Regions from separate parts of the Homo sapiens genome. Here region 2 is linked to region 1. A link is a loop called in an ENCODE intact Hi-C map of the cell type or tissue named here. Cell type or tissue: HCT116. All regions are shown on one strand. Links, peaks and the distances in the headings refer to the core of each region. The heading gives the core; the rest is flanking DNA. Region 1 overlaps LOC400212 (a long non-coding RNA gene). Region 2 overlaps TRIM9 (tripartite motif containing 9).

What was found. A loop is a pair of places that touch in the nucleus more often than their neighbours do. Peaks named below come from ENCODE experiments on the same cell type or tissue, not always from the same donor. Only the 100,000 strongest peaks of a DNase experiment are listed, where the experiment ranks them.
Region 2: a loop joins it to region 1, with 2.3 times the contacts of the local background. A loop is called at or near these places in 33 of 110 quality-filtered maps.

What each region holds. Positions count from the first base shown.
Region 1 is chr14:50,953,725-50,956,649 of GRCh38, reverse strand. LOC400212 (a long non-coding RNA gene) reads left to right here. Exons shown (of 4, transcript NR_170195.1): 2 at 1-796. Among named protein-coding and RNA genes, the nearest start is that of PYGL, 11 kb to the right of the region's middle. In HCT116, for the core only: CTCF peaks have their summits at 703 and 1,652 (motif pointing left); DNase peaks (open chromatin) are centred at 729, 1,049 and 1,639; H3K4me3 peaks cover 675 bases; H3K27ac peaks cover 1,112 bases.
Region 2 is chr14:51,085,743-51,088,667 of GRCh38, reverse strand. All of the region lies in intron 1 of TRIM9 (tripartite motif containing 9), which reads left to right. Among named protein-coding and RNA genes, the nearest start is that of TRIM9, 7.9 kb to the left of the region's middle. In HCT116, for the core only: no CTCF peak of the experiment used is centred there; a DNase peak (open chromatin) is centred at 1,507.

The DNA.
Region 1 (2,925 bases), core at 313-2,812:
GTCTCTGCCCGGCCGCCCTGTCTGAGAAGTGAGGAGCCCCTCCGCCCGGCAGCCACCCCATCTGGGAAGTGAGGAGAGTCTCCGCCCGGCAGCCGCCCCGTCCGGGAGGTGGGGGGCAACTCCGCCTGGCCGACGCCCCGTCTGGGAGGTGGGGGGCGCCTCTGCCCGGCTGCCACCCCGTCTGGGAGGTGTACCCAACAGCTCATTGAGAACGGGCCAGGATGACGATGGCGGTTTTGTCGAATAGAAAAGGGGGAAATGTGGGGAAAAGAAAGATAAATCAGATTGTTACTGTGTCTGTGTAGAAAGAAGTAGACAGAGGAGACTCTATTTTGTTCTGTACTAAGAAAAATTCTTCTGCCTTGGGAAAAAAAAATAAAGTTCTTTTAGTAAATGTTTGAAAACTCTGATAACTTGACATATATATATATATATATATATATATATATATATATATATATACACACACACACACACATATACACACATATATGAGATGTGAGATGTGCATATGTGGTGAATATGTGTGAAAGAGAGATGCATACCTCTCCAGTTCCCCTGAGTCTTTGAATCAGAGGGCATTCCATTAACTCCAACACAAATGCCAGTAGTTCTCACTCCCATTTGTCTCACCAAACCTCCAACTATCATGTCCTGTATTTCTAGGAGTCTCCAGGAGGTGTCTCCATGTGCTGCTCCCAGTCCTGCTGGCCACGCCCTGCCCCACTGGTCATCACAGTTCATCCAGATCCTCCTCTAAGATACAAGAGAATGACTCACTTCTTCCAGTTAGATGGTATGATGCTGTTTCTGAGTCTGAGTATTTTCTACAAAGCTTGGTGAGAAAATTCTTTCAGGGTTTGCTGACAGCCCTCTACATCCACAGGGTATACAGGCTTCTAGGTAGCTGGACCAGGGAACAGAATCCAGAAACTGCTACCATGCCATAGTCAGACTTACTGCTCCCCTCTGACAACTAAGGCTTCTTCCTGGGTGAAGTGAATCAGCAGACTCCTGCCCTTAGGGTGAGTTCTCACCCAGGAAGCTTCTCAGCCCTCACAGCTTGCTAGACATGTCCGCATACATCTAAATCCCAGCAGGGGGTGTGATCTGACATCTTTCCCAGATGGCTCCACCTCCCCTAGGCACATAGAGTTCGCCCAGGCCTGTCTTACCAGTTCACAGGTGTGCCCAGACAGGCCTGAAACCCTGTGCTGGACCCCAGCACCGCTCCCTCTACTTCACGACCCTAATCCTGTAAGCTCATGTGGTTCACTGGGAGGCCCAAGCCACCAGCACATCAAACTTTGAGTGTTCTTTAAATCTATCATAAGAATGTTGAAACCCCATACTTTTTTATAATTTTTAAATTTCTCCAATTTATCAGAATAATTTTTTTCTTTGGATTTCAGTGTATTTACATCTAAGATTTTAAAATGGAGAAAATGCCATCTCTTTATGCTCTGTCTAGAGTGATAAAAATAATCCATTTTTATTTATCTTCTTCAGATTATGGGTCATTTTCTCACAGGGTTTTGGTGCATAAATATCTGGAACAAAGAAAGGGAAATGAAGCAGTGATTAAAATTGCAGTCACATCCTGCTGAACCATTCACTAGCCTATGATGTGGAGTTCAAATGGTGAATTCTTCCACCTGCTGGTATCAGCCTGTCTCTGCAATTCACACATCAACTCCCTAAAAAACATAAAATGAAAATTCTGAGTGGGGAGAAATTTTACATTTTCATCTTAAGCTGGAAACGTATTATGACTCAATGACTGAGAAACTATCATTCAATGAGGTGGAGAAGGAAATGGAACTTCTAGGAAGATAGAGAAATGGCTGTTATCATTTGGTTTCTAGACAAATGCAAGATGTTCTTTTCTTCCTGTGACCTCAGATACCACCTAAGATCTGGGCTACTTGTTTTTTCTTTAGCATAGTCTGCCTTGTACCTTAATGCGAATATGGTGCCTTGAAGTAGTTTAAAGGTTCTGGGTAAGGCAGATGCCATGAACTGAATTGTTTTACCATTGGCAGCGAGCACAGTACCTTGTACACAGTGAGTACCCATTCAATGATCGCATTGTTGATATCCCAAGTTGGCTAATGCCCAGTTCTTCTTTCATGACCCTACAGGAGTCCTATAGTCATGGTTGTAAAAACTGGGTCAGGGTGTAAAACAGCCATTCCTGCAGTAAGTATAGGGACTTGTACTTAAAGGTAAGACCAGAAGCAGGAAAATAAAGAGAAGAGGTGGTTCTCAGAAGATAGGATCCTGGGGAGACAAGGTGTTTTGTTATTCTACAGTCAGTTTGGTTCACTGTTAAGTGTCCAGCACAATGCTGGACTCATAGTAGGTACTTAACAAATATTTTCCTAATAAATCAATAAATTAGAAACATTGAATTTGAAAAACAGAGGTAGGTTATGCTATGCAAAGCTATGCTCAATGAACTATAATCTATTTAATACAAGAAATGCAAAAAGAAAAGCCCTCATTTGTATATGAGATCAGCCTACAGTATATCCTCAGACTCCCAGCCTCCATCCTAGGAAATATTAAGTGAAAGGGAAGTTATTTTCTTCCGGCATTTCTATATGTTTTAAGCTAACACGTGTTATCCTTCACTATCTAAGCACCTTACTAGTTAGAACTTTAACGATGGATAAACAGCTTAGAGAAGTTAAAGTATTTGGCATTTGAGAATTTGGGGTTTGTGATTCCTTAGGTTTACCCCCATAAGGGAACAAAACTCTAAAATTCAATAATATTTTTTATAGAAGCCTATATGTTTTATATAGTTAAAGCCTGCAATTAATCAATCATGTACAAAGGGCAAGTCAAAATGTGGGCTCAATGGAGGGTTTGCATTACAAAGACCCTGAGACAAGGCAGCAAAGAGGCTGTCCCTTGTGCACA
Region 2 (2,925 bases), core at 268-2,767, 130 kb before region 1:
AGAGATTTTTTTTTTTTTTTACCAACTCGAAATTACTCCATGTATGTAGTGATGACACTTTTAAGAACATTAGGCCAGACAGGGAGGTCCTGAAATCGAACTTCTGCCAATAATTGATTTGTTTGTTTTCAAAGGCAAGAAAACCTCTGAAGATATGTATGAGCACTCCACAATTCTTTTTGTTTTATCTATACTCTAGGTCAGCATTTCTCAAACTCTGCTCCCACGAGTTTTCCATAGTTAAATAAGTTTGAGACTCTCCATTCTGAACAGGCTGCAGGTAGTTCACATTGTATATTGTATCAATATGCCTATGTATACACATCCTGCAACAAACAAAGCCACTTGATTCAATGTAGCATTTTCCAAATTTGTCTAACTTTGGAAACTCTGTTAGAGTGCCACACAAGTTTGGAGAACACTAGTTCAGGTAGTTATTAGTGAATAAGTTAGTAAGTAATTGTTATTCATTTCTTGTCTATGTAGATTAGAATACCTAAAACTATGCCTGCAGCAAACCTATCCTTAAATCTTAAATCTTGCATTAATTCTTAAAGCAAATGTTAAAAGTTAAATTTATTTTATTTTTTAAACATTAAAAGTCAAAGAGGTAAAAATAATTAACATAAGTTTTGTAGTATTTATATGTATGGACTGGAATACATGTTGTCCCCCTTTCTATTGTAAATAACTCAAAAAATGATTTTAGGCATGAGGAATATTAATGTAATATAATTTTAAAAACCACCACTTCATTCTACTTTAGACTACTTTTAGGTTTTGTATACATGATACCAAATGACTGGTCTAATTGAGTTTTTCATTAATCTGTGGTATACAAAAATAGATTGTTTTAAAGATACTTTTGATGAGCAGAAAAAGACAATATGAAAAGCTTAAAACTTTAATATTGCTCTGGGGACAACATAGCATAACAACTTATGAAGTAAATGCTTGTTTAATGCATTCCAGGTTTTGCTAATATTTTTATATTGACATTTTGGGTCAATTTTTAACCTTAGAACAAGAGTTATCTATAAAATGGCCACCACAGTGTACCTACACTATCAGAGACCATCTAGGTTTTGTTAAGCAGCATATCTAATTCAGCCCAAAGGACATCTCAAAGCCAAGATCATTCCCCTGGGGTGTTCTCACAACCCTAAACTGGGCCCCTATCCTAAACTGAGACCTAACTCCAAGTGAGATTACCCAAGAAACCTAAGCAAAATATATCTAACAGCAGGTTTTCTTTTTTCTAACTGCATCTGTGTCAGGGAAATCATCATGACATCATTTCACTTTTGTTTGGCCCTGGTTTTGCCTTCTTTTTAAACTATCCAGGCCTAAAGTGCAGCATGTTGGCCATGGGTCTAGTCACAATCCCATCTGCCTGCTTAGCTATCTTCTCCTTGACACCCTCTGACTTTCTCCATAGAGCCCCTCCCTTCCTGTCCACTACGCTTGCCCTCCCCCAGTTTCTTAGACCAAACCTTCAGATCACCAGACCAACTAACCTGGCCACACCCAGTTGAGATGAGTCAGCCTCCACAGCTGTGGACCAGACCAGCCTGCCAACCGGGAACCTGATGCTGCTACCCCACCTACCAGAGTTACACCTGCACCAGCAGTGCCCGCCACCTCCCCCCACCCCAGCTGTGTTTAATTGCAGACACTTTTTTATTAAATAACTGTAGAGAGGGAGTTTTCTTCATTTTGGCTGATTCATTTTAAGCTGCAAAAGCAAGAAAACTTTTTTTGAGTGTCTAGTCATGAATAAATAAACATCATTTACTTTTCCCCCCTCCTCAACACGCCTGTCTCAAGAAACTCATCCACTCCGTGGTTTCAATTCCTGCTTGTACCTGATTGTCTGAAACAGATCTGGTCATTTCAGTCCCCTTCCTCTTCACAGTTTGGTCCCAGACTCTCTTCCCAGCCCTGTCACCTGTTCAGCTCACCCTCCTCCATAGCGTCCATATCTGTATTCTAACCCTGAGCATCCTCCCACTGTATTATAATTGCTTCTGTGAGAAATCTTCCACTGAACCCTAATAACTCAATTCCATAGACTGTTTCTTATCTATCTTCTTTTACTCCGTTTCTGTACTTAGTAGAAGTTAGATAAAGGTTGGTTCAATGAAGAAAATAATCAGTAGAGGAAGACTAATAACTAGCAATATAACCCGGTATTTTAAATTTCTCAAATTAGCCTGACAGTAATCATTAAATTTGAAAGCCTGTATTTTATACTTTTTGCTAAAATGTACTGGGCACTTACTACATGCAGGCACTGCTCTAAAGATTTTTACAGCATTTTCTCATTTAATCTTCATAATCCACACATCTTCCTGTGAGAAAACTGGAACACAGGAAGATTATGAAGTCACACCCGTTGTAATTGGCAGGGTCAGAGTTTGAATCCTGGCTGTCTGACTCTACAACTCACATGTTTAACTGCTGTTCTGTTCTACTTTCTGATAAGCCCAGGAAGCATACCTATAAAGCACAGTTTTATGAACTTACAAACTTCAATGACATAACAAATAGCTGGACTCCTTTAGTTCTCGTATATGAAAATTACTGAGAAATTGAGTCATTTTTCTCCTAAGATTCCTTGTGACAAAATAAATTTAGAAAAGAAATTGTGGTGCATGAGGAAAGAGGTGACAAGTATGTTGAATATTCCACAGACCAGATCATCGGAGGTATAGGCCTAATTACCTTACCTATATAATTACCTTACCTGACAGAGATGGGGTTCATCCTGCTTCTCTGTCAGAACTAAGTAACAAATAGACAGTAAGATTTTACCAGCTCAACCATGGAGCATTGTCTCTCTTCTAACAAAATAATGCATCCCAAAATTTACAGACATAAAAACCATAAACTAATAAGTAGATTTTAATAATTACAGACCAAAAA